Regions from separate parts of the Homo sapiens genome. Here all the other regions are linked to region 3. The links are chromatin loops, found by intact Hi-C in ENCODE. Cell type or tissue: heart right ventricle. All regions are shown on one strand. Each heading gives the region's core, and the rest is flanking DNA. Links, peaks and the distances in the headings are about the cores only.

What was found. Peaks named below come from ENCODE experiments on the same cell type or tissue, not always from the same donor. Only the 100,000 strongest peaks of a DNase experiment are listed, where the experiment ranks them.
Region 1: it touches region 3 in a loop (1.9-fold over the local background); 48 of 110 quality-filtered maps call a loop at or near these places.
Region 2: it touches region 3 in a loop (2.4-fold over the local background); 92 of 110 quality-filtered maps call a loop at or near these places.
Region 4: it touches region 3 in a loop (2.2-fold over the local background); 3 of 110 quality-filtered maps call a loop at or near these places.

Annotation. Positions count from the first base shown.
Region 1 is chr14:75,011,234-75,015,233 of GRCh38, forward strand. It overlaps EIF2B2 (eukaryotic translation initiation factor 2B subunit beta), which reads left to right. Exons shown (of 8, transcript NM_014239.4): 8 at 1-1,133. MLH3 (mutL homolog 3) reads right to left here. Exons shown (of 13, transcript NM_001040108.2): 13 at 2,542-4,000. Among named protein-coding and RNA genes, the nearest start is that of EIF2B2, 10 kb to the left of the region's middle. In heart right ventricle, for the core only: no CTCF peak of the experiment used is centred there; a DNase peak (open chromatin) is centred at 2,258; H3K27ac peaks cover 3,812 bases.
Region 2 is chr14:74,943,296-74,950,860 of GRCh38, forward strand. PGF (placental growth factor) reads right to left here. Exons shown (of 7, transcript NM_002632.6): 3 at 6,062-6,258; 4 at 5,212-5,288; 5 at 3,084-3,113; 6 at 2,918-2,980. LOC107984690 (a long non-coding RNA gene) reads left to right here. Exons shown (of 3, transcript XR_001750826.3): 1 at 1-1,137; 2 at 1,945-5,704; 3 at 6,010-6,932. Among named protein-coding and RNA genes, the nearest start is that of PGF, 8.5 kb to the right of the region's middle. RefSeq lists a silencer at 3,164-3,213. In heart right ventricle, for the core only: CTCF peaks have their summits at 2,152 (motif pointing right), 3,246 (motif pointing right) and 3,457; a DNase peak (open chromatin) is centred at 3,246; H3K4me3 peaks cover 522 bases; H3K27ac peaks cover 2,688 bases.
Region 3 is chr14:75,064,320-75,072,124 of GRCh38, forward strand. ZC2HC1C (zinc finger C2HC-type containing 1C) reads left to right here and starts at 5,322. Exons shown (of 3, transcript NM_024643.4): 1 at 5,322-5,430; 2 at 6,236-7,592. The coding sequence starts at 6,255. It also overlaps a transcript of ACYP1 not described here. RefSeq lists enhancers at 1-45, 4,965-5,516, 5,517-6,068 and a silencer at 5,221-5,340. In heart right ventricle, for the core only: a CTCF peak has its summit at 4,952; a DNase peak (open chromatin) is centred at 5,142; H3K4me3 peaks cover 2,778 bases; H3K27ac peaks cover 2,798 bases.
Region 4 is chr14:74,910,090-74,917,894 of GRCh38, forward strand. RPS6KL1 (ribosomal protein S6 kinase like 1) reads right to left here. Exons shown (of 12, transcript NM_031464.5): 6 at 1,705-1,752; 7 at 1,159-1,291; 8 at 1-59. Among named protein-coding and RNA genes, the nearest start is that of RPS6KL1, 9.3 kb to the right of the region's middle. In heart right ventricle, for the core only: a CTCF peak has its summit at 4,086 (motif pointing right); a DNase peak (open chromatin) is centred at 4,132; H3K27ac peaks cover 2,427 bases.

The DNA of each region.
Region 1 (4,000 bases), core at 1-4,000, 56 kb before region 3:
ACAGTATAGAAGTATAATACCAAGCACAGCAAGCAGAGGGACATCCTCTAATTTTGTTGACATGTTTATGCTTACATATTGTTTCCGGTTTTTAACCTAAAAAGTCTCCCAGGTGATCCAGATTTTCTGCCATGTTTAGGAACTAGTGGTCCAAAGCAGGGCCTCTTGTGCAGTGTCTGTGTGGGTGGAGGGAGCACTAAGAATCTGCATGTTTAACAAATAGCCTGTGGGCTTTGAACAGGTGATTTGAAACCACATTTTGGTTAACACTGGGCAGAGGTAGGTTCTGAGGGAAAGGTCTCTATTCTTTGATATCTCTTTGAGAGCGATCTTTGCCTTAGGTCTTCCAGAGAGGGGAAAAAAGTAAGACCTCAGAAAGTCGGCATTTTACACTGACCTAAAAGCTGTATGACTCAGAAGAGCCTGACTCACTCAGGCTCAGTCTTTCTATTATTTCTTAAAGCATCTAAGACCCCACGCTTTCTCAGTGAAGTGGCTTGTAGCTACCAATTACGAGCAATTGTCTCCTCCAAAGGCACCAATTCTAACAGCAATTCACTTGGGTACAATTGTGTGGTTTGGAGTAAGAGCAGCAGTGAGGCAAGGAACTTAAATCTGTTCCTGGCTCCAAAAATGCTTTATGATACTTGTCCTTTGTCCATCTTAGTCTCTGTGTCTAAAATTAGCACCAACATCCTTCCCAGGCATGACTGAGTTGGATGAAGGTTATAAGGGTAGAAGCTCTCTTTCTGGTCAGCTCTTACAGTGCCTAGAACAGAACTGCAGGAATGCATACTTTTTAGAATCTTTATGACCCCAATTAAGTAAACCCTATTAAGGCTCATCTTCTTATTTCCCCTCTCTCCGTTTCCCTATTTGAGGAGGGGTAAGTATCAGAAAGAGAGAACCTGAACTGAACAGGAGGAAACAGAAGTTCCACATCAACTCACTACCTGTCAGCCTTGGTATCAGGGGTGCCCACCTCCCACCCCTGCCTTGCTGGCGGAACCGAGAAACTCGGAAAAAAACAAACAAAAAAACAACTGTTGTAGCTTGGAGAGAATTAATAGAACTAGGATTCCATGGATGTGAAAGTCTTCCTCAATATGCTAAATAAACCAAGTTAGATAACAGTGCAGTTTGTAAAGACACTTTTTTCCCACGGTTTCTATCTTCCAGTTTGGGCAGAGGGCAGGAAAGGCACAATTCTTGGAACTTGAATAAGGAACAGAAATTCCTAATTTAGCCTCAGAAGAGACATCTCTGAAAAATACTCTACCAGGAAAAACTGAAGTGTAAAATGATACCTCAAAGAAATCAATGCTGGAACCCATAGGATCATATGTTTCATGGATGTGCTTCAAAACTATTTCTCAAAGCAATCTGTTGCATCAGTCTTTGGGCTAATGAAGGCTGCCAGTCACAGTTCCATCATGGAATGACTGGCATACTCTGTAATGATCTATAATACTACAACTACATCAGAACTGCTCTGCCATACAGATAGTACCAGATGGTGATGTGATTATTGTAAAGGCCTCACACTATCCACCTGTCCTTGCAAAAACTCCCTTAGCAGACATGCACCTAGTTGACATGAAAGAACAATTTTGAAATGTGATTTGGAAGTGTTTTATATCTGGCCTACTTTGCTTTGAATTATTCTTTCATTTGCCAAAGAGCTCTTGCAAGGTACTGCACAATGGCTAGGCAATTATTATTATTAATAGTAAAAACTGCAATTGCTTTTGCACCAACTTAAAGAGCTAAAGTCTAAGCTTCCAGTCTCCCAGCATCCCTCACACGATGGAGGGCAGCACTTGAGTCTAATCATGCTTGAGATGGTGATTGCCTGATATGTATATTAAATACTATGCTGAAGAGACGGATCCTTTCAATAGTGTTTTTTTCAAGCATGTTACATTTAGAATTAAGACCTGCCTAGAAAATAAGCTACTTAGTGCTGAAGAAACAAAAACTTGACAAGATTCCTAAGTTATCATTTATATGTAATATTCTTCCTACAACACTGGGTTTGGAAGGATAATAAATACATAAAAATAAAATTCTGCAGTTAATATGAAAAAGAGGTAATGCAGTGTTGAATAATGAGAAACTGCTAATTGCGGTAGCTAACTCCAAGCCACTTTTTTTGGACTGCTCGGCCCATCATGGGGCATTCCTTACTTTGGAAGTAGATAAGAGCAAGTTGGAAGGCCAGAGTCAGGCAAGGCTGGCCAAATCCCACTTCTGCAGGCTGCTGCTTGAATCATCCTGGCCTGATAGATTCCCACATGCAGCACACTGCGATTCCCACACGCTTGGATCCGGTTGCCTGGACTATATCCGATGCTTCTGGGTAAGACTGAGTGCTCTGTAACTAATGGGCCTGGGGTGAAAATGATCCAAGGGTTGGAAACATCCTAAGCCATGTGATAACCTCTTTTTTTTCTTTATATCCCCCACAAGTTCTGATACAATACATTTAGAAAGGAACTCACTGAAGATTTGCTGAATGAAGAGAGGGATGGAAGGAAAAAGGAAGGAAGGAAGGGTTTATTTGATGCAGATTCTTCAGCATTTTGTTTTCACAGACTCCCTTCTTTTCCCCTCTTCTGGACCCACCTTTTTGCCATCTCACCGTTGATGAGCAGCTTCAGCTTAGAGGGTAAAGACAGGCATGATCGCGACTGGCCAGCATACTGGCCGGTTCTCTCTGTTAGCAGACTTTTGCCAAGGGTTTGGATGGAATGGGTGGCTCTTCAGGTGGAAAACAGGTCGTGGGGGTCAGGTTTTGGGTGCCTGAAACTGCTCTTCCTTCACTCCACTGTGCCATGACTGGCTCCCACCCGAAGCTTCAGCTGAGCTGGCTTGTCAGGGCTCGCTAGGAACTGCTGAGCTGCATCTGTCCTTACTTGGCGTGGCTTCCTCAGCCCCCTCCACATCTCAAGAACGTGGCCTTGGGCCCCTTTCTGCTCTGACCATTTTGCTTGCCTGGGTTTTTTCACTGTCTGCCATGCGCAGATCCCAGCTGTTCATTTGTACCTGACCTCTGACTGCTAGAACCTCTCCATTCTTACATCTCATGTAGTTCCAGGTCCCCAGCCAGGTTCTGGATGTTACCCAAGCCCCCTCCCCATTCTCCAGCTTCATTCTAGCCTACACTTTATGCTTTGCCTTAAGCTTTTCTGATACTAGCTCCTATTACCATCTCTAGTCTTAATTCTGATAGTGGGACTGCTAGCTCCTCTTCTTTCAATAATAAAGGGCTAGCTGTAACTAGCTGTGACTCTGTGATACCTAACGCCAGAAGAAGCTACTATATTCTATCATTAGTTTCCTTGTCTTTCTCAGTGACTAAAGCTAAGCCTCTTGAAGGTAGAGACAGCCATAGGAACCTTCACTTCTCAATGAAGTGTTGATGAATGTTACAGAAAAAGGAACTCTCAAGAATGGCTGCATTTTACATCTCATCTCTCAAGTTTTACTCTGAAGTTACTAAAGCCTTCAGCGACCAGAATCTAATAAAGGTGAATCACCAAGTTTATAAATGAATGAATTCCTAATAAATTAAAAATATAAGGGATAGCATATGGGTAATAATGGGAAGGACTGTGCAGTTTGAAGTCACTCAGACCTGGGTCTGAATTCTGGCTCTTACAGCTAAGCCTTCAGCAAACCAGTTAACAGCTCCGAGCTTCGAAGTTTTATTATACAAAGGTGACAACTAGGTTCCTAAGAGGAACCTTCGTTTCCCACTTTGTAAAATGGTGATAAAGCTACCACCTTACCTCATGGACTGTCAAGAAACTAAACTAAGATAAAGTATGAGAAAAATTATTTTGTAAACCTTAAAGCACAATATAGGTATTAATGATTACTATTATAAATTACATGTATCTTTGTTCTTATGGCATCTGAGTTAAAAACAACATAAAACCCTAACAGGCGATAAAGGTAATCTATTAGATATTTTTCCCTAATAGGTTGTTTTTATGCT
Region 2 (7,565 bases), core at 1,244-5,243, 120 kb before region 3:
TCTAAATCCTCATAAAGTGCTTTGCTGCCAGGTAAAAGTATTCTGAGGACATGAAAAAAAGAACAATTTGAGATATTGATGTAGGTCTTGAGAAAGAAAATATGGCTAATGACTGGGTAACCAAGGCTTTCAACAAAACTGAAGAACAGCTTAACCAAATTGTCAGCCAGGATATCATGAGAAGTAATTTGTTCTTAGCAGAGCACCTTGAGATTTCTGGCAAATAACTTGGAAGGAAGGAGTTCAAGTAATTGAGTGACATCTAGTCTCATTTACTTATTTATGTGAACATGGTTTCTCAACCTTCTCATCAATAAAAAAATGATAAACAGGAATTAAATTAATGCAGAATCCTGTCTCAGTCTGGCAGGAAGTAACATTCATTAATGGATTCATTCACTAATTGAAACGAGGTAGCCACATCCATCTCATTGAGATGCATTCCCAATCAAATTGATTGTATTTTTATGTTGAACATCTATTAAAATAGGAAGTATTTGTGCTGTTTTGACCAAATGGTGCTACTAAGAATTATTTTGATAATTTATTCCAGGAGAAAATTTAATTTAGGTTTATGCTCACAGGAAATTTAAAATAATTCAAACTCATATATCATTTTTTTGTGGCAGATAAATATGACAAGGTAATCAATAAAAGACTTCTGAAAATTAAAAGTACTGTTACACTAGGCTGAAATTCTTGGGGGTGGGGAGTGAAATGGAAATACAAGTTCCAGGAAAAAAGAAACAATGTAAATATATAATTATGAAAGGAAGTGTTCCTGTATTTTTTTTTTTTTTGCTTGTTAATTTTCTTTTTTTTTTTTTGAGACGGAGTCTTGCTCTGTCCCAGGCTGGAGTGCAGTGGCGTGATCTCGGCTCACTGCAAGTTCCGCCTCCCGGGTTCATGCCATTCTCCTGCCTCAGCCTCCCGAGTAGCTGGGACTATAGGCACCCACCACCACACCCGGCTAATTTTTTGTATTTTTAGTACAGATGGGGTTTCACCATGTTAGCCAGGATGGTCTCGATCTCCTAACCTTGCGATCCGCCCGCCTTGGCCTCCAAAAGTGCTGGGATTACAGGTGTGAGCCACCGCGCCTGGCCTGCTTGTTCATTTTCTTAAAAGTGGATGATGGTGAGTATAACATTAAAATGGCGTATTTAATAGGATACACCTGGAGAGTGTTCTACAATAGCTTTGTATTAAAATATTAATAATATGCCAGAAATTATATCCTTTGTAATGACTTATACTTTTTTTTTTTTGAGACAGGTTCTTACTCTGTCACCCAGGCTGAGGTGCAGTGGATCTATCTCGGCTCACTGCAGCCTTGACCTCCCAGGCTCAGGTGATCATTCCACCTCAGCCTCCTGAGTAGTTGGGACTATAGGCACATGGCACCACGTCCAGCTAGTTTTTGTATTTTTTTTGTAGAGACGAGGTTTCACCATGTTGCCCCGGCTAGGCTTGAACTCCTGGCCTCAAGCGATCCACTCGCCTCGGCCTCCCAAAGTGCTAGAATTACAGGCATGAGGTACTGAGCCTGGCTTGACTTATAATTCTGATGAAAATGTTCAATGTCAACTTAAGAATGGGCAAGGGAGCACATGGGCTTTTGGAATTCTTTTTTTTTTTTTTTTTGAGACGGAGTCTTGCTCTGTCACCCAGGCTGGAGTGCAGTGGCGTGATCTCGGCTCACTGCAACCTCCGCCTCCCGGGTTCAAGCGATTCTCCTGCCTCAGCCTCCCAAGTAGCTGAGATTACAGGCATGCACCAACACGCCCAGCTAATTTTGTATTTTTAGTAGAGATGTGGTTTCACCGTGTTGGTCAGGCTGGCCTCGAACTTCTGACCTCAAGTGATCTACCCACTTCGGCCTCCCAAAGTGCTGGGATTACAGGTGTTAGCCACTGCGCCCGGCCACTTTTGAAATTCTTTCAGGAGATTCCCGAGTGAAATGTCTGAAGACTGCTGCCTTGGGAACAGGAGCCACGGGACACTTTCTGCCTCCGGCTGCCGGCGGGTAACTCGGGCCTGGATGGACTTCCCTGCCAGCTTGTTTCCCAAATTGCCGCGCGGGCCCAGAAAAGAGATGAGAGCATAAACCCCTAGGGGGCGCAGTCCCCAGGATCCCTGTCTTCATGGAGTGGGGCTCATGGGGTCAGGGCTTGGGTCAACTCCACTCCATAGCACGAAATGACTTCCTGGAGTCACGTGCGTGGGGGAGGCTTAGCCCCTGAAGGAGAGCCACCTCTCTTCAGTGACTGATTGACTGTGCACGTGAAATATTTTATTTTTTCTATTTACTCTCACAGATTTGGGTTTTCCCTCCTCTCATCCTTCTCTCCCAGCCACACTCAGGCCTGGGGCTCCATTCTGCTGCCCACAAGGTACGAAGTGGGTTAGAAGCAGCAAGGGGACCCACAGGCAAAAATACTCCTGGGAGACAGTGGCGAGGGGCACATGTTCCCCGGGGCTACTAGGAAGTGGCCCCAGATAACGTCTCAGCTGATGACAGACTTTTAATCACTAAAAGGTAAACACTAATGTGCAGGAATCCTGTTTGTTTGCTCACAGATGTACCTGACACACAGTAAGTGCTCAGTAAATGTTTGTAGAGTGACTGAATGTTTGCTGGACCTCCTGCCCCTCATTCTACACAGAGAAAAGCTAGGCTGACAAAGGTGAAATGATTTGTTGAAGGTCAATGGAAACCTAGGGCTAAGCCGGGACAAAAACCAAGGTCCACTGATGCTTCCTGGGCCCTAGAGTCTTGAGGAGGTGCAGCTCCCTGTTCTGCCCCCAAGACTGGCCTCAGTCCTGCCTCTCCCCCTCCCCAACCTAACCCTGGCGGCAAGGCGGGGCTCCCCTCGGGCCCAGCCTCCTCGCCATCCCTGGGACCCCGCACACTCACAGGTGGCAGTCTGTGGGTCTCTGCTTCTCTCTCCTCCTCTTCCCCCTGCCCTTGGGTCTCCTCCTGCAATAAGCCAAGCGTCAGGACAAGGTGGCTGGGGAACCCCATGCTAGGACAGAGGCTGGCAGGCCCGAGAATAGCCCCGAGCCCCAGCCAAACCACTTACCTTTCCGGCTTCATCTTCTCCCGCAGAGGCCTAGGGAAACAGACAGAGAGAGGGGCAGAGGAACGTTAGGAAAGCAATAAGTGGGGCTCCCTGCCGCCCGGACAGGTCCCCTCCGACATCCCCAGTCCTGGTCCTGCAGCTGACACTGAGGCCACTAGGGGGTAGCATGGAGTTGGCAAGGGAGAGGTGGCCAGAGCCTCAAGGCTTCACTCCCACTCCAGGCTCTGGTGACCCCACCACGAGAGGGACAAATCAACCTCCTGGGGACCCCTGCCACCCGCTTCTGCACTTCTCAGCCTCTTGGCATCAAATTTGGTTGTTTCTGTCTGTTCTCTGTTGCTTTTTCTTTCTCACTTTCTTTGCTGCTTTTTTCCGTTCCTTCCAGGGTGCATTCTGGGAATTTCCTCAGGGACAGGAGATGATGGCCAGACAGCGGACTGGCTGCCTGTCAGGGCACAGCCCCACTCCATCCGGAACAACATGGGGAGTGAGCGACGGGGTGGGAGGAAGGAGGGAGCATCAGCCCTGAAGTCACCAGGCATGTCTGGGCTCTGCCTCCCAGGGCTGTGGCTGTTGGCCCAGAAGCAAGAAGAAAGGTGTCCCTGTTGCCTGGCCCCTGGCAGGGGATAGGGCCTCAGTCTTCACTGGGAACAGTGGGTAGAGACATGGGACAGCATGGTAGCAGTCAGCTTTGGGGCCAGGACATGCTACCCTCAGCTGGTTCCTCCCTTGGGAGCCAGGGCAAGGTACCAGGGCCTCTTGGGACTGTCTGGTTGTACCTCTCCATATTGGGCAAGTGACAGACACTCTTGGAACCTCAGTCTCTTCATCTGCCTGCCCCAAAAGAGTGGCTGTCAGGGCAAAGGGGATGGAGAAGGTGACTCTGGGTCACCACCCAGCATTGCACCCAGGAGGGTTCATTACCGAGCTCTTGTTATATGGCTAAGCTCTGGCTTGGAGGGATGGGTGGAAACAAGTTGAGGCAGGGTCTCCAACACTCCAACAAAAGGGGCAGCCATAGCCCTGCCCAGGAGGCAAGGCTAAGCCTGGGGGCTATTAGAAAAGTGGTCATGGCCATGAAAGGTAGCCTGAAAAACGAAGGCTTACGAGTTAGGTCAGGGCCCAGAATCCCTCCTCCCACACTCACTAGCTGTGATAAATCATGAAACTGTATTGAGCCTTGATTTTCTCATCTGTAAAATGGGGATGACAATAGGGCCTACCTCCCAGGGTTGTTATGAGAGCAGGAACCTTGCTCACCACTGCATCCCATCAGGACAATGCCTGGCATGTGGTAGGTGCTCAATAAATGTATGTGACTAAATGAGAAACATTCAAGTGCCTCCTGCGGGGCTAGGCACAGAATAGGTACACAATAAGTGGTAGTCTTCCCTCCTGCCGCCCCTGGCTAGGGCTCTGGACTTCTAGTCTGGTGCCTTCATCCATGGCCCAGTAGTACCAGGAGCAGCAGCTCAGCCCATTTCTCTCTTCCCTGAACCTAGCTGGCAGTGCCAGGCCTGTTGCTCCTGCTAACCAATGTTCCAAGTGCCCCCAGCACAGGCAGCAAGACTGGTGCTGGTCAGAGGCTCTGTGGATTGGGAGGGGCCGTAGAGGGGTGCTGCAACATCAAGGAAGCCACAGTGTCACTCTTCTTCTGCCCCTTTTCTCCTACCCGAGCTTGTCCTTCTTGCTGCTTCTCAGCCCCGTTTGCCCGCTCCTGTGGGCACACAGCTTGCCCCAGAACGAAGTTCAGACTTGCAATGTCTTTGCCTCCAGGCACCTCTTTCAGAGGCCCGTGGCAGCTGCCTCCCATCCCAGAGAAGGGGAACGACACGCACCGAACCCCTGCGAGGCTGGGAGGGACCCACCCTCTCTCTTCCCTTGCAGTATCTCAACAGCTGTACCCCAGCTGCTGGGACCAGCTCCCTTGGCAAAACTGGCTGGTGGGGGGACAAAATGAATGGTAGCCACCCCTGGTCCTGCCCTCTTGGTCTCCCTCAGTCTGGAAAAAAGTTCAGCCCGCAGCGGGGATGGGCAGCCTTTGCCTCTGCCCTGGGACCCATCTTTGCTGAGGCTGCCAAGAGGACGGGGGCCTTTCCTTGCTACCCACCCGACCCCGGAGACCTACCGGCATTCGCAGCGAACGTGCTGAGAGAACGTCAGCTCCACGTAGGAGGGCCGGTCCCCAGAACGGATCTTTAGGAGCTGAAGGAAGAAAGAGTTGATGCCTGGATTGGGGAGTGGCCCACGAGTTTCCGGCACTCTTCTCTCTCTCCTTGTAAGGAGAACCCGACTCTGTTTCCTGCTAGCCTGTGGACTACAGGCCCTCACTCCACTCTGAACGTGGGGCAAACAGCTCTCTCAGCTGCATGGGGATCTGAGGGAGGCCCCTGTCCCTCCCTGCCCGGGAGCACTAGCACAGCAATAGCACAGGAAGGGGGCTCATGTTCTGGAGTCAGAGAGACCCGTGTTCAGATCTTGACTCTTTTACCTGCTGAACAAGTGAAATAACATCTCTGAACCTTGAGTTCCCCATCCGTGAAATGGGAATGACACCAGCCTTGAAGGATTGAATGACACACCACTTGTGGCACGCCTAGGACAGTGCTTGGCATTACTCAGTAAGTGCTCAGTAAACCACTGCGTGTGTGACATGTAAGCTGCACTTGCTTGAAAAGGGACCAAATGCTCCTGGTGTCAACAGGGACTTTATACAAGCAGATTTCTTTCCAGCTTTAACTAGACACCCTGAGTCTTGGGATAGGACTCAGCGTGAGGCTGAGAATGCTGGTGGGGGTGGAGATGAGTGGGCTCAGAGCCATCGGAGGGCTTAGGAAGAAGAGGCCCTGGGCTGGGGTGGTAGGAGCACTGGCCTGGGAGTCAGGCTCCAGCCCTGGGACCTGGGCCTATCTTCTTCCCTCTCCAGGTACCTTCTAGTGGGCAGATTCGGTGGCCCCCTGGGCAGGGTATGGACCTACCTGCATGGTGACATTGGCCGTCTCCACCGGCACACAGTGCAGATTCTCATCGCCGCAGCAGCCGGTGCAGCGCAGCAGGGAGACACAGGATGGGCTGAACATGTGCTCCACCTCGCTGGGGTACTCGGACACGACGTCCACCAGCCTCTCCAGCGCCCGGCAGTAGCTGCGGCCCCACACTTCCTGGAAGGGTACCACTGCGAGGAAGCAAGGGGGCTGGGTCAGGCCAGCAGAGACCTGCCCCTTGAAGCCCTAAACCTGGCTCCCAAGGCCCTGCTGGCCTTCCAGGTTCAGCCCCCAGCCCCATCCGAGCTCCCTCAACTCTGAACTCCTAATGTGATCCCTCCGAAATGCCTGCGGGCCCCTTAGCTCATCTGCTGGATGGAAATCCCCATGGAACAGAATCTCTCAGGGTCCCAAGCTTTGCTCTGTCCTCAACTCAGGCACCCACGTCTGCCTTGGCTCCCTGGAGCTTTGAGGATTGTAGCCCCGGCAGCTACCCAGGCCCTCTGGATCTTTCTCAAGCCTGACCCGGTGCTTCCTCCAACTTGGAGAACTTGCAGAAAACAGTCATTCCTGGAGTCATGCAGGGAGGGTTGGCCTTCCCTTATTCCTCTGCTCAAACACCTTCCACGGCTCCCTCATTTCCTGCCCCACTCTGTGCCAGCTCCTCTGCCTGGCAACCAAGACCACATCCAGCAATGTGGCCCGACCCTCCTCTCCACTGAGTCCAACCAGCGCTCACACTGAGCCACGGCAGCACCACATTCACTCCCAGCTCTGGCTTGTGCACTCTGCAGCCCGTACAGCTGCTCTTCTTCCCCCTCCTCTCATTTCTATCCAAATAAAGTCCACCCGCCATTTTCCACGACCTGCCTCCCCACCTCCTCTTTGAAGACTTCCCCAGCAATTCCAGTGCACACAGATGAGCCTCCCTTGAGCACTGCTTGGCCTCTGGCCTCAAGGGGTTGCCTTATCTCCGGCACTGCTTGCTCTTATCTCCTTTACAACCAACTCGAGGCTCCATGAGGGCAGAGATGGACGTACCCGTAAACACAGGCTAAGTCACTCCTGGTTGATTAGATGACATTTCACTGAGGATCATCCGGGTCATCCCTGACCTCACGATGTCCTGGCGATCGTGAATGGGATCTTTTGGGGGCTGATCTGGAATCCCTCAAAAGATGCTGCTCTTTCGGGGGAAGGCCTAGGACCAGGCCCCAAATAGAGGCTCACAGGGAGAGTGGCCAGAGTCAGACACCTGGCTTCCAGTCCTGGCCCTACACTGGCTATGTGACCTTGGGGAGATCACTTAACCTTTCTGGATAGATCAGTTTCCTCAGGTGGGAAAAAAGAAGGTTGGGAATAAATGGTTGCTAAGGTCTTTCCCTCTCTGACCAACCGCCTGTGAATCAGTGCCTGCAACCCAGCCCAGCCCAGAGACCATGGACAGAGAAACACCCCCAGGCCTGGGTCATCCTGCTCTGCATCTGATGGTCATCCT
Region 3 (7,805 bases), core at 3,380-7,379:
TCATTCAATTAAATACTGACTGACAGCTACTGTGTGCCAGGCACCTGTTCTAGGTGACCAGGCAAACATCAGTGAACAAAACAGGATCCCTGTCCTGAGGAGCTTAATTCTGGAGGTGAGAGACAAACAGCACACATTAAACATCATAAATAGCTTGTAATCTCAGCACTTTGGGAGGCCGACACGGGCGAATCACTTGAGGTCAGGAGTTCGAGAGCAGCCTGGCCAACATGGTGAAACCCCGTTTCTACCAAAAATACAAAAATTGGCCGGGCATGGTGGCGGGCGCCTGTAATCCCAGCTACTCGGGAGGCTGAGGCAGGAGAATCGCTTGAACCTGGGAGGTGGAGGCTGCAGTGAGCCGAGATTGCCCCACTGCACTCCAGCCTGGGCAACAGAGGGAGACTCTGACTCAAATAAATAAATTAATAAATAAAAAAATAAACATCATAAATATGTTGAGTAGGATACATTTAACCTTTCTGTCCTTTTTCATTCAGTTCTCCTTAAAGTTTGGGTCATAACAATCTGGAATAGGGGATTACGGGGCATAAGTGCACAGGAGGTCCCAATGGAGGTTATGTCTGCTTCTGGGCTTCTGGAAGCTACTCACCGGTCTCCTTTACTAAGAAAATGTCAAATAATGCTTGAACAAATAACCAGCTAACTACACAAATAAAGCAAGAGCACAAGCAAAATAACTCATGGCTCCAGAATTACAGTTGAGTCAGTCAATCTAAGCCAAATGGCCAAACTACACGAATTTATTTTGGGAACAGGGAATTGTCAAGGGGGATGTGGATGAAGATGGTTAAAATTAGAGTTGATGTGTAAACATTTGAATCCAGCTACCCTTATGATTCATGTGTGTGAAGGAAAACTGTGGTGTTTATTGATCCTCTGTGGATTGACTGTATACATTACACCTCTTCATAACGTAAAGACTCCTTATGTGAATATGCCAGGTTGGCAGACTTGACAATGAGATATGGGTTTGTGACAGTAGGCACGGAAATTCATCATTCTGCTAGTTCCCCGCTAGAGTGAGGATCCATATCCTAGAGAATCATACAACCTTAGTGCTGAGAGGTGGGGGGTTGGTGGTGAACAAGCTGGATTGAATGTTGTACTTGGCAATATTTGAAAATAACTCTAAATAGAGTATCTTGCTAATGGTATTTCTTTCTCTAAAATTCATTTAAAAAATAGTTTATAGAATTCAAAACTTACTGAGTGTCTAATACGAATGGGGCACTCTAGGATATACAAAGATGAATGATATAAAATCTTTGCCCTCAAAGAGTTTTTAATTTAGTGTAGGGGCACAAATGCATGCAAATAATGACAATAAAATATATGGCATGATAATTTAATTCCATGAAAATCCATTGAGAGCTCATCAGGAACCAGCCCTGTGCTATAACAAGGACAGAAAATATTACAAAGGAGCAAACAAATTAATTCTGATTGGGAAGACAGGGAAAGAGTTCTTGGAGGAAACAGCATTTAATCCAAGGTCACACAACCAGTAAGTGATGGAGCTGGGATTTGGTTCCAGAGTCAATCCCCATGAATGCTATGCTCTACCAGCTCCCAGTATGTGGAGCTTAGAGTAATGTAGTACCATGGAGATGAAGAAGTACAAGTAGCCAGTTGTGGCTAGACCAGGGGTTTGCTACCCTGCTTGTGCATCAGGATCTTTGGGGAAGCTTTAAAAATGTTAATCCTCAGGCCTCACCCCTAGATATTGCTTTCCAAGTAGTCTTAACACACAGTCAGGGATGAGACTCACTGGGTTGAACTCTGTGGCTTATTAAGGGGAGGCAAAACTGAAAAGGTAGGCTGGACCTAATCTGGGAGGTAGAGATGCCATGCTAAATTATGCATTTCAACTTTATTCTATAGGTAAAGAAGAAGCTACTGGGGAGGGAAATGGTAGGATCAGAAGCATTTAGTAATTAGCTTGATTTAATCACTGCACAATGCATACATTATCAAAACATCACTTTGTACACTGCAAATATAGATATAATTTTTGCTTGTCAATTATATTTTAATAAAGCTGGGGGGGGGTGGAGAAATATTTAGACTGATTATTTTGCCTGCAGCATGAAGGATGGGTTTGAAGAGCAGATATTGAAGGCAAGAGCAGAAGTTAGGAGGGCTATGCCATCCCAAGGAGAAGTGAGGAAAAACTCACCTGGGGCAGCAGAAATGTAAAGGAAGAGTCATATATGAGAGACATTGCAGAAGTAAACTCAATAGGCCAGGCGTGATGGCTCACGTTTGTAATCCCAGCACTTTGGGAGGCTAAGGCAGGTGGATCACCTGAGGTCAGGAGTTTGAGACTGATGAAACCCCATCTCTACTAAAAATACAGAAATTAGTTGGGCGTGGTGGTGCACACCTGTACTTCCAGCTACTAGGGAGGCCAAGGCAGGAGGATTGCTTGAACCTGAGAGGCAGAGGTTGCAGTGAGCTGAGATCGCGCCACTCCACCCCCATCTGGATGACAGAGCAAGACTGTCTCAAAGAAAAAAAGGAAGAAAACTCAATAAAACTTGTGATTAGTTAGAAGGAAGAGGCAACAAAGAGGGAAGCATGGAAGACTGATGCTGTGAGCATGCAAGGGCACACTGGAGAGGCAGATTTGAGAATGGGAGAGGATCAGAGTTTATGTTGTCTTACAGAATTTGAGGTTCCTAAGGAACAATCTTGTGGAGGTGTCAAATGGGCAGTCCTGAAATTTGAGTCTGTAACTAATGAGAAAGACTAAAGCTAAGCTGGCTGTCATTTAAACACAGGTGAAACCTGAAATTTCAGCATTTGGTTGAAATCATTAAAGAAGAGAATGTCTGGAACTACACACACACACACACACACACACACACACACACACACACACACATATATATGAAATAAGAGGGCTTCAGAAAACACTTAAATTTAGGGAGTAGATGGGGAAAAGATAAATGCCAGACTTGGAAGAAGATGGAGCAAGAACATGAAAGAAGAAACCAAGAGGGCACAGGAGAACTGAGAAGAGCATTCTAAGTGGGTGGATAATCAGTAATGTCACATGAGTAGGCTGAAAAAATGAAGCTTTTGTCTTTGGAAAGTCACTGGTAGCTTTGTAGTTAAATAAAGTGGAGAAAGTAGAAGACAGGCCACAATGAACTGGACAATGACGGGGAGATGAGGATATGTGGGCAGCAAATGTGGAGATTTCCATTAAGAAGTCTTGTGGAGAAGAGGAGAAATGAATGGGACTGTAATATGAAAGTTAGGTCAAGGGAAGTAAGGTTTGTTTTGCAGGGGAAAGTTGAGTATATGTTAAAACCAAAGAGACAGAGTTTATGGAGAGGTATAACTTGAAGTTAACAAGATGCAGACAGGGTGCCGTCTCTCACGTCTATAATCTCAGTACTTTGTGAGACTGAGGCGGGAGGATCTCTTTTGACTCCAGGGGTTTGAGACCAGCCTGGGTAACAAAGGGAGACCCTGTCTCTACAGAAAAAAAAAAAAGAAGTAAGCTGGGTGTGGGGGGCACACACCTGTAGTCCCAGCTACTCGGGAGGCTGAGGTGGGAGGATCACTTGAGCTGTGGAAGTTGAGGCTCCAGTGAGCAGTGATTGTGCCACTGCACTTCAGCCTGGGCAACAGAGTGAGGCCCTGTCTCAAAAACAAAGGCCAGGCCCGGTGGCTCATGCTTGTAATCCCAGCACTTTGGGAGGCTGAGACAGGCGGATCACCTGGGGTCAGGAGTTCAAGACCAGCCTGGCCAACATGGTGAAACTCTGTCTCTACTAAAAATACAAAAAATTAGCCAGGTGTAGTGGCAGACGCCTGTAATCTCAGCTACTCGGGAGGCTGAGGCAGGAGAATCACTTGAACCCAGGAGGCAGAGGTGGCAGTGAGCTAAGAGTGCGCCACTGCACTTCAGCCTGGGCAACAAAACAGGGCGAGATTCCGTCTCAAAAAACAAAAAACAAACAACTTTAAAAAACCCCAAAAACCAACAAAACAGAAAACAAAACAAAACAAAAATGCAGGGGTAAAGTGATGGAGTCAATTCCCGGAGGGTACTGAAAAGGACTAATTCAAGAGAACTCAATGGAACTCAATGGAAAGTCGCCCTTCTTTCTCATAGAGGAGAGGGAAGGAGAGAGAGAGAGGAGAGAGGGAGACAGACAGAGACAGAAACAGAGGAGAGAGGGAGAGGAGGAAGAAGAGAGAGAGACAGAGAGAGAGAGAAAGAGAAAAAGAAAGCCGGTAAATTCTGCTGAGGGAAGCTGTGGGAGTTGATAATCGGGACCCTGAGTGGAGTGGGAAACGTCTGGAGCTGCATATACGGAGAGGCGGTAGAGTCAACTAGGGATGAAAACGAGGAATTAAAAAAAAAAAAAAGACTGATCTGGAGGGTCCACCAAGGAATTTCCTTGTAACGGGTAACAGCTGTAATATGACATGTTGAAGTATTAACACTGATGACTGCTGTCTACATTATTTTCCATGTGCATGAATTGAGTAGTTACAGGGAAAAAGCGAACTGCCTGTTCCAAACGGCTTACACAGATGAACTGAAGCGAAGAAGAAAAATGAACTTTCTTTTGATGTCAACAAGATAGAGTATCATTTACTGTTGAAGCCAGGTTATACTGATTATTTTCGATCTGGTAGTTAACTTTATCATCATTACATTTGGCTGAGTCATTCCTGGGCCCTAAGTAGAGACGGCTAGAATTACCACGTGAGTAAAACATTATAATATCAAAATAATTAGATTGGCCACAAAAACTACCACGGAAAGATACTGCGTAGCAAAAACGTTGGCAGCAAGTTCCAAAGCCTTGGCGAGGACAAGCAAGGAGCGCGCGCGTGCAGCCATACCTGGGGCCCGCCCAGCGCAGCCGAGCGCGCGGAGAAAGGCCAGCAGCAGCCCCGCTCCCGCCAGGCGGGCGGACGCCGGCATCCTGCGGCGGAAGCACGCGGAGGCACAGCCAGGGCCTCCGCCCTTTGCCAGACAAGGGCACACCCCAAGGTCTGGGAGCGTCGTTCTCAGAAAAGTACAAGTTCTTCTTTGAAGGAGCTCCAGAAAAGCCTCTCCCGCCCCTCCCCGGCTCCCCAAGGGCAGGGCTGGACCGAGCTGCAGAGTTGGCCGGACACTGACTGGGTCAAGTGACCTTGGGCTGACCGCACCCCCACCCCCGGTCGCCCCGGGTCGCTGGTGCACTGCGCCTGCGCGCGTCTCCCCGAGGAGTTCGCGGCGAGGGGCGGAGCTTGGCGCGCCAGTGCCTCGGTTTCCAGGCACCGGGAATAACAGAAGCCAGCTGAGAGCGCCTGCGCGGCTGTCGGTTGATGGGGAGGTCAGGTCTGGGAAACTAGGCCCTGGGGTTTTCCCTGAGCAGGAGCGGTGCCCGAGGGCCTCAGGTACGCAGAAGGGCGGGGAGACATGGGATCAGCACCTCCACCTCCTAAGGGACCGAAGGGCAGGAGAGCGAGAGGACTTGTCCCCAGAGGTGGAGTCCGAAGTGGGGGCGCCCCAGTTGACCCTTCGGGACAAAACGTGACTTCAGCCTTAAGGATCTAAAACCGGCCGCGGTCAGGTCAGGTGGCCCTCAACGCTCAGGTTACAAAACTTTTACAGTCTGCGCCACGGGGACTCCTGGGATGAGGGTTTGACAGCCAGGCACCTGCTCCAGGCCCTAGCAGCTTTTGTGCTCTTTGGAATCAAGCACGGTTCCAGCAGGAGGGAAGCCCTGAGAGTTCTTTGTGCCAGTCACTACCTCTGGGCCACAGCTTTCTCACCTGTAAAATGGTGAGGCTGGACTCTGCGGGAACCCTTCAGTTTACAGGGGAAGAAACGGGGGCCAGCAAGGGAGAAGTCGCTTGTCCTGTTACAGGCCTAGAACCTGACTTTCTAGTCAGGTGCTCTTTCCACCTACTATAGAGTATACTGTGCGTGGCAGAGGCTGGTGCTGGAGGAAAGGAAAGCTAGGTGGCAGGAACACCTGTAGCACCTTCGTTTTTCTACCCTCAGGGCCTAACACAGTGTCTTGTGCATAATCACTCACCAAATGGTTTTTGAAGGGAAGCTTTGGCAGGTCCAGCAACACTGTCCCCAGAAAAGTTTAAGGGAATGTGGGCAGGGCAAATGTAGAAATAGTTTGCTTTAGCAGCCGAGAGTGAACCTCAGACAAACTCTTCCCGTGTATCTGGTTTAAATCTCCCGTAGGCGTCAGTCCAGGCCCTGAATGGCTGGTCTCCAGCGGTTGGCGTCACATCTGCCTGTGGGCGTTATGCTCCCACATAATACAACGGAAGCTCCAGGGCCCCACTCAGCCAAGCAAGACTCTTACGAACAAGGTGACTCTTCCCAGCAGTCCTTGAAGGGGCACCTGAGGAACAATTTCCAGAAGCAGCTTTTGAGCAACAAAGAGTTGATTCTGGATAAAGTCTATACTCACCCCAAATGGAACACCCAAACAAAAGCCCGGAGCTACTCCTATCCCCACTGTACTGGAATCAGCCAGCAAGATCCAGAAAGTGATTCCCAGGGCCAAGGAAATGGTTTGTTTTACTCGTCAGGCCCTCAATCCTGGTATCCCAAAGCCAATAACCAGGACTTTATCCCCTTTACAAAGAAACGAGTTGGAGTGGACCGGGCGTTCCCATTGAAACCCATGGTCCACAGGAAGTCGTGCAGTACAGGTGAGGCTGGCACTGATGGGGACCATAATGTCTACCCAAGGCCCCCTGAGCCGAGAGAGTTTTCATCTAGGAACTTTGGTGTGAGGAACCAGGGCAACTTTTCTGTGGTTGGTACTGTTCTTGCTGCCACGCAGGCGGAGAAGGCCGTGGCAAACTTTGACAGGACGGAGTGGGTGCAGATCCGAAGACTAGAAGCTGCAGGGGAGAGCTTAGAGGAGGAAATCCGAAGAAAGCAGATTCTCCTGAGGGGAAAGCTGAAGAAGACAGAGGAGGAACTCAGAAGGATCCAGACGCAAAAGGAACAGGCCAAGGAAAATGAAAACGGAGAGCTACAGAAAATTATACTCCCCAGGAGCAGAGTTAAAGGTAATAAAAGCAACACCATGTACAAACCTATCTTCTCCCCAGAATTTGAGTTTGAGGAAGAATTTAGTAGAGACAGGAGAGAGGATGAAACTTGGGGACGGTCTCAACAAAATTCAGGTCCATTCCAGTTCTCTGATTATAGAATCCAGAGGCTCAAAAGGGAAAGGCTGGTAGCAAGCAATAATAAAATTCGAGACCCAGTCTCAGAGCCATCGGTGGAGAAATTCTCCCCGCCTTCAGAAACACCAGTCGGTGCTTTGCAGGGATCCGCCAGAAATTCCAGCCTGTCCATGGCACCAGACTCCTCAGGTTCCAGCGGCTCCATTGAAGAGCCACAGCTGGGTGAGTGCAGCCACTGTGGGCGCAAATTCCTCTCGTTCAGGCTGGAGAGACACTCCAACATCTGCAGCAGGATGCGGGGTTCCAAGAGGAAAGTGTTTGACTCCTCCAGGGCCCGGGCTAAGGGCACAGAACTAGAGCAGTACTTGAACTGGAAGGGGCCAGCTTCAGCCAAGGTAACAAGAGCCTTATGGATGTGACTTGGTGTGGTGATCATTGTAGGGGTCTGTTTTGTCATCATCAGTTTTCTTTAGGGAAAATTCATGTGTCATGTAGGAAGAATTGACGTCTAGAATTAACATTTCTTGATTACTACTGTATGCCAGCATTGTGACGGGAGCTTTTCATGTGATCTCCACATTATCTCTCATTGTATCAGTTCAAAAATC
Region 4 (7,805 bases), core at 1,971-5,970, 160 kb before region 3:
GCTGAGCCCAGAATGTCGGGAGTGCGCCTGGGAGAGCAGGTGGGACCAGAGAGTGCCTCCTGGGCCATGCAGAGGGAGCGGTGAGCGTGGGGACAGGGAGAAAAAGAGTATGGATGCCAGGGCCGGCTCCCACTCCTGCCTCCCTTCTGTCTTGGGCGCAGACTTTCCGCCTCTGGGTGTCCTGGCCTAGTTCAGCCCCTCACCTCTGCTCCCTCCCACCCCTCAGCTTAGAATGCCCTCTGCCCTCCTCTTGACCCAACTAAAGTGGGCCCAGCCTTACAAACTGGCACACCACCGAGAGATGTCCAGCACTATCAGTGTCTGTGGTTTGGGTGGTGGGTTCACTAGTGTGAACACTGTTTTTAGGGAGACCGATATAAAGAAATTTAAAGAAAAGTCAGGCACACACTTATGATGACTATATGTCATGACCCCAGATGTGCACCTCACTTTAAAAAGTCATCAATACAACCATCAGTATCTGCTACATGGCCCAGTTCCTGTCCTCATAACTTCAGTCACCACCACCCTGTCTGGCCACTCCCAAGGGATCGGCACAACCCGGAAAAATGAAAAGAGCCAACGCTGGAGGAAACAGCGACAGAGGAGACAGCTGTGATTCTCACGCCCACCCACGATGTGGACATCCACCCCAGGATGTCCCCTGCCCCCTTGGTACCACACAGGGGCCCACAACAGCCTGACTGGCCTCCAGAAAGGCCGGGTCCCCTGGTCTGTGCTGTACATCTGGTGCAAGCTCCGCCCCTCCCCAGGGCTCAGCTTTTTTTTTTTTTTTTTTTGAGGCGGAGTCTTGCTCTGCTGCCCAGGCTAGAGTGCAGTGGCGTGATCTTGGCTCACTGCAACCTCCACCTCCCGGGTTCAAGCCATTCTCCTGCCTCCACCTCCCAAGTAGCTGGGATTACAGGCACGTGCAAGCACACCTGGCTAGTTTTTGTATTTTTAGTAGAGACAGGGTTTCACTATGTTGGCCAGGCTGGTCTTGAACTCCTGACCTCAGTTGATCCGCCTGCCTCGGCCTCCCAAAGTGCTGGGATTACAGGCGTGAGCCACCACGCCCTGCCAGGGCTCCGCATTTTAAGGGTTGACGACATACCCCAAAGGCCTGGGGAGCTGACAGGGGGCCCCAGGCCTGCTCACCTTGCACATGCTCCAGGTGCAGGAAGATGGAGTCCTCGCTCACAAAGTACCTGAGCAGCTTCGTCATGTAGGGGACTCCGTGTGGGATGATGGTCAGCCGCTCCCTGCTCACCATGTGGCACCTGGGTAGGCTCTGGGAGCAGCAGGGCAGGCAGATCAGCCGGGGACAGGCCAGAGACTGCTGCTGTTAGGGGACCTCCTAGCCCTGGCTTCAGGGGCACCCGAATGAGGGTGGAGCAACTGCCTCCCTCAGTTCCTGACCTGTCCTTACCCCCACTGCCCCTGTAGAATCTGGGTCCTCCACCCTCTAGCCAAAGAGGGGGCAGTGTGTGTGCATGTGTGTTTGTGTGTATGTGTATGTGTATGTGTATGTGTGTGTGTGCATGCATGTGTGTCCATCTGGAAAGTGGGGCATGTTCAGGCAGAACAACCAGCTTTTGTGGGAGGGAGTGCAGGCTTCAAATGCAGGTTCTGGGTAGGAGTTTCCAAGAGCCCTGAGAAAGATCCAAGGGGAATGCAGAGTGGCAGGGGCAGGGTGGCACCTGCCTTCACCACAAAGGTCCCTCCGGTTGCCGGGTCCTGGACCAGCTGCACCTGCCAAAGTCCAAGAGGCACTGGTTAAGGCAGGTACTAGCTCCTGGGGCTCCGTGACCCCAGCCTGACCCCCTCCCAGGTTCCTCCACTGAGGCTGACTCACTCCAGTGGCAGGGCAGGGAGGGCGGGCTTTGGTGGCACTCCTGAAGCAGACATCGATCCTATCCTGCTCACCCACCCCTGCTAGACCTGTGGTCTCAGATGCTGCCTCCTCCAGGAAGCCTTCCCAAGATTACAGGGGCTGGGGTCCCTAATCTGCCTCCAATGCTCTCTTAGTTCACCCTTAGGAGAGCCTCTTCACACTGTCTAATCTGTCTCCCACTGGACTGTGAGCTCAGTATTCCCGGAGCCCTGCACAGTGCAGGGATGTAGTAGGTGCTAGACACATGCACTGTGAGCAGCCCGGGCCTTGGCTCACTGTGTGCGTGGTGGGCATGCGAGCAGAATGCCCTGCCCTCTCCCTGCCCACGCTGGGCCAGGCCTCATGCCACCTGACGGGAGGGCTGAGAAGCCCTGTTCCACCTGGACCCCAGAGATCAGCTGAGAAGCCCTGTTCCACCTGGACCCCAGAGATCAACTGAGAAGCCCTGTTCCAACTGGACCTCCAGAGATCAACCCCTCACCCAAGGCCTTAGCTAGAGCCCCAACATCCTGCAGGGTCTGAGGTGTCATGGCTGGAAGGGACCTCAGAGCCAGTCACTTCCTCTGATCTCTTGTTTTACAACTGAGGAAGCCGCAGCTCTGAGGTGACTCCAGGTCTCCCCAGCGCAGCCATGTTGTGTGGGCTTGGCACGCTGCGTTCAGGCCTTTTTCCCACTCCACTCCACCCCCTTCATTTACACACACCCCCATGACACAAGTTTATCTATGTGAAAAACCTGCACATGTACTCCTGACTGCAAATAAAAATTTAAAATAAATAAGTAAAGTCCGCTTGAGAGGCCGTCTTTGGAGAGCAGCCTCTCCTTCTTGTGTTGGTTTCCATTAGAGGCAGACGCTGTCAATCGCAAGGTCAGGGCCATGTTTGGAGTTGGGCCCTTGACTCATCTGCATGGTGGGCAGGGGCGGGCCCCAGCATAGGAGCGGGCACATGGGTACGTCGAGGGCGGGAAGGCAGAGGATTCAGCCCAGGTGAGGGCATGTGGAGGCAAGGCCAGCACCCTGGGGTTGTGACTCCTTGGCTGTTGGCCTGCCCTGCGGACATTCCCCAGGGAGGCTGTGGCCAGCCATGGTCGGGGTGGGAACTGGGCCCTGAGGCCAGGCTGCTGGGCAGTGAGGAAGGCCACAGCTTGGGATCAGGGTAGGGGAAGGGGCACTGGGCTTCGATCCTGGGCAAATTGAATTGATTTTCTCATCTACCAACCAGGAATTCCAAATGCCTACCTTCCCTACATCTCTGGATTGTTGAAGCCATTCTGAAAGCCCTTGGTGAGGGCCAGGTGTGGTGGCTTATGCCTGTAATCCCTGTAATTTGGGAGGCCAAGGCGGGTGGATCACCTGAGGTCAGGAGTTCAAGACCAGCCTGGCCAACATGGTGAAACCTCGTCTCTACTAAAAATACAAAAATTAGCTGGGCATAGTGGTGCCCGCCTGTAATCCCAGCTACCTGGGAAGCTGAAGTAGGATAATCACTTGAACTCAGGAGGCAGAGTTGCAGTGAGCCTAGATCAAGCCACTGCACTCTAGTCTGGGCAACAGAGACAGACTCCATCTCAAAAACAAAACAAAACAACAAAAAACAAAAAACCAAGAAAGCCCTTGGTGAGTGGAAAGGCTGTGAGAATGTCAGTGATCACATCTGCCAAGTCACATGGCCTCTCTGAACCTTGCTCTTTTTAAGTACAAAACGGGGTCATAGCAGCACTTCCTTCAGGGGGTCCTGAAGAGGATTCTGTTAAAGCAGGCAATTCAGGCAGAGCAGCAGCCTGCACCTGCCGCAGAACACACCCTTGATAACCTGTCGTGATTATTACCAGTGTCATCCGAGGGGAAGCCCACCCTGGCTGTAAAGTGGTTACTCTGTGCTAAGCACTTTACATAGGTTGTTTAATTTTATCCCCACAATCCTGCCAAAATTCAGGCCTGAGCCTCAGAGAGGTTATGTTGCCTACTGTCCCACTGCTAAAAAGTGGTCAAGTCAGGACCTGAACCCAGACAGGCTGATCCCGGAGCCCTGCAGACTTTACTGGAACTGGGGGCACAACCAGGTGACCCTGGCAATGGCCTTCCCTCCTGAGCCTGTTTCTCCATCATCAGTGAAAGGAAGGCAGTGGACTAGATGAGAGCGCCCAGGACCCTTTTCTCAGCAGGAGCGAGGTGTCCTCTCCAACCACCAGAGGTCTCTCCTCCAACAGCCAGAGACCGAGTCCAGCCTGGGCTTGGCTCCCTGACCAAACTTGTGCAATGTTAGAAAAAGCAAGGAAGAAAACTCTGGAGTCATTTAGGAGAACAGAGTTTCCCACAAATCCTGACACCCCAGATAATTCCCCACTGTCCCTTGCCAAGTGGGATTCCCCACCACCTGGTCCTGGGCAAGGGCCTGTAACTGACAGAGTCCAAAAAAACTAGCGAAGGAGGGAAGGCTGAGGAGGCCAGAAATAAACCTTGATCCATACACTGAAAGATTTCTGTTAAAAACATATTAAAACCAACCTCAGTATTCAGAAATAATTAGACTAAAACATTAACAGTGATTATCTTGGAGTTCGGCAGGATTCAGGGGATTTTCTTTTTCTTCTCCTTTTTCTTTCATTATATTTCAAAAGGGCAGCAAAGCAGCAGGCATTTTCCCATTCATCCAACCAAACAAGAAACTCCTTTTACTCAGTGGTTTGGAGGATGGAGGACTGTCTAGTGCCTTGACTTCTTTGTTTATTATTTATTTTTTTGAGACGGAGTTTCACTGTTGTTGCCCAGGCTGGAGTGCAATGGTGTGATCTCAGCTCACTGCAATCTCTGCCTCCCAAGTTCAAGCGATTCTCCTGCCTCAGCCTCCCAAGTAGTTGGGATTCCAGGCATGTGCCACCACACCCAGCTAATTTTGTATTTTCAGTAGAGACGGGGTTTCACCATGTTGGTCAGGCTGGTCTTGAACTCCTGACCTCAGGTGATCCACCCACCTTGGCTCCCCAAAGTGTTGGGATTATGGGTGTGAGCCGCTGCGCCCAGCCCCGCTGACTTCTTTGAACCTCAGTTTAATTCTCTGTAGGACAAGTATTAAAATGCAGCACTGTCCAATTGAACTTCTTATCATGATGGCAGGATTATATGTCTGCACTGTCCAATATGGAAGCCAGTAGCCACATGGGGCCATTGAGCACTTGAAATGTGACTGGTGCAACTGAGACACAGATGACTTCATTTTAATGAATATGAATGCACAGAGGCTTATGTGCCTAGTGACTACTGTGTTGAACAGCACCCTATAAGGCTTCGTTCCCCCATGGTGACTGTGAGGATTTAATGCCACAGCTCTGTAAATGAGAAGGTTCCATACAACTGTCGGGTGAGCCTTCCATTTGGGAAGATGGAAGGCAGTTCTGAGTGCTTTCTCTCACCTTTTAAAAAAGAGCAATTGTTTTAAATAAAGAGACCCACTGAATTCTTGGGACAGAGGGACAATTAAAGCTTTGGTGAAACACGGTAAACCTTTTCTTTAAAGATGCACAAAGTATCAAAATCCCAGGAGGACTCTCCCATGGAACAAACAAGCCTAAAGGTTTCAAACAAGTTCTTAAACTCAAAGGTCCACAGGGGCCAGGCATGTGAGCAAATAGGCAGGGTGGAGGCGCAGAAAGGAGGGCTGGTGCCCCGTCTAAGGCAGGCATCTCCTCCTCCACTCCCTGCTGCCACAGGGGAATGGGAGGCCAGCGTTTCCAGATCTGATTTTTTCAAGAGAAGCAGGAAATCTGGACTTTTATAAGAATCTGCACATTTTCAAATGTTGGTAACAACTAAAAAAACCCAAAAAACAAACAACAAAAAAAACACCCCTGTGTTTAAGCCAAATAAAAGAAGAAGTGACTTGGATGACCTTCTTTTTCTTCCTCCACCCTGTCTCAGAGCCTGGCTCCTGCACGAGGCTCAGCAAATACCCGGTGATGTCTCCCTGGCCCCCAGGCTCTGAGGCCAGGCCCTCGGGTATTCTGGCTGCTTGCCAAGTCCCGACCCACCCACCTCACTGCTCCCTGCCACCATCTCTTCAGCCCTTAGTTATCCTAACAGCCGGACACGTTAGGGGTCACTCAAGCATCATCCCGAGCAAGCCCTTTGCTTCCTCCCTGGGCCTGAGGGTTGCTGCTGGCTGGCACTGCCCACTTGCCCAGATCTGTCTGGGCACAGCTGTGGAATGGAACAAGGGTGACAGTATATCCAAGTCTGGCTGCAGGGACCCAGGCCCAGGGGCAGTAACACCTTTCCTAATTTGAGGAAAGTGATGCTCCTGGCTTGGGCATGACACAGGGAAAGGAAGTAGGATCTCAGGAGGGAGGTGAAGTCCTTAAGTTGAGTACCCAAGACAGGATAAAAAAGAAAAAAAAGAAGGGTAGTCCTGAAATAGAATGCGGCGGGCCACTGGCTCACGCCTGTAATCCCAAGTGCTTTGGGAGGCCTAAACGGAGGTGGAGGATCACCTGAGGCAAGGAGTTCGAGACCAGCCTGGGCAACACAGCGAGATCTCTCTACAAAAAATAGAAGACAATAGCAGGGCTTGAGACTGTGGTCCCAGCTACTCAGGAGGCTGAGGTGCGAGGATTGCTTGAGCCTGGTAGGTCGAGGCTGCAGTGAGCCGAGATCACGCCACTGCACTCCAGCCTGAGCTACAGAGCGAGACCCTGTGTCAAGAAAAAAAAAAAATGGTTGGGCTTGGCTTTAATTTGTGCTTTCCATCTGCAGGGGCCTCGAAACACTGGATTCCTAAACCACTTTCCTGAGGCTAAACAAGTTTGGGGAATTCTGTGTCACAGTGTACATCTGCACCTAAACACTCTAAGAACTCCGATCATTAAGAAACAAAGCCATATAACTTCAACTCGCTGTTTTCCTATCATACTCAGCTCAGAACCCCTCTCACCACAACACCTATGGTTCAGCGGGATCGTACCGGGAGGCACGGTGTCAGTCACCTCCCGGCCAGTCCCTGGGAACGGCTGTGCTCAGCCAAGGTTGGGTCGTGGCCACTGACACTCAAGCAGTGGGGAGGGGACCGTGGCAGATGGAAGCTGGCAGGGCCTGCGCTGACAGTCTGGGACCTGCCCCAGGGACCCAGGAGAAGCAGCTGGAGTAAGGCCCGGGAGCAGAAGCCTGCGTGCCTCCCAGCTCACTCCTGTCACTTGTATTTAGAGCCATCAAGCACGTACTCAGTGTCACAGCATGTGCCAGGTCTTTCCCCAAAATTGTTTTGTTTTACCTCCCAGATCACCCCATTGGGGGAGAATTCTCATCTCACTTTCCAGAGGAAGAAACCACAGCTCAGAGAGCAGGGGGCTTGCCCGTGGCCACCCGGGGTGGTGCCCAGCGCGGGGCCTTCCCTCAGGCAGCATGTCATCCTCTTGCCTGTGGGAAGTACAGGACTGTCTCCTTTTCTCTGTGGGCCCCCAGATCTACCAAAATCACCCAGTGAGTATGTTAAATAACAGATTCTTGGGCATCTGTATTTTTAGGAAGCTCTCCATTTAGCCAGCTTGGTAAAGAACTTCTTGGGTGACTATTCCAGGGTTCAGGGGAAGAGGGGAACCTCATACTGGCTGGACTCTGATTTGACCTCATTGTCTGTCCTTCTAATCAGAAGCACTCTAACAATGAGTGCCCCGAGTAAGGGTTGGGACGTCGCCTCCTATCTTCTTGTCTGCCCTGAATAAGGCAAAGCATGCGAGATAGCATTGGGACAGGGTAAAGTTACAGTTAGGTCAGGAGAGGAAAAAAAGGGCAGACTTGCCAAGGCCCTGGGCAAGGACGGGCCAGAACGGGCCCTCTCTGGACAGGTTTCTGGAGTTGAGCACGTCCCAGCCGCAGGAAGTCCCCAGCTGTGCTCGGTAGAGCGTCTTGGCTGCAGC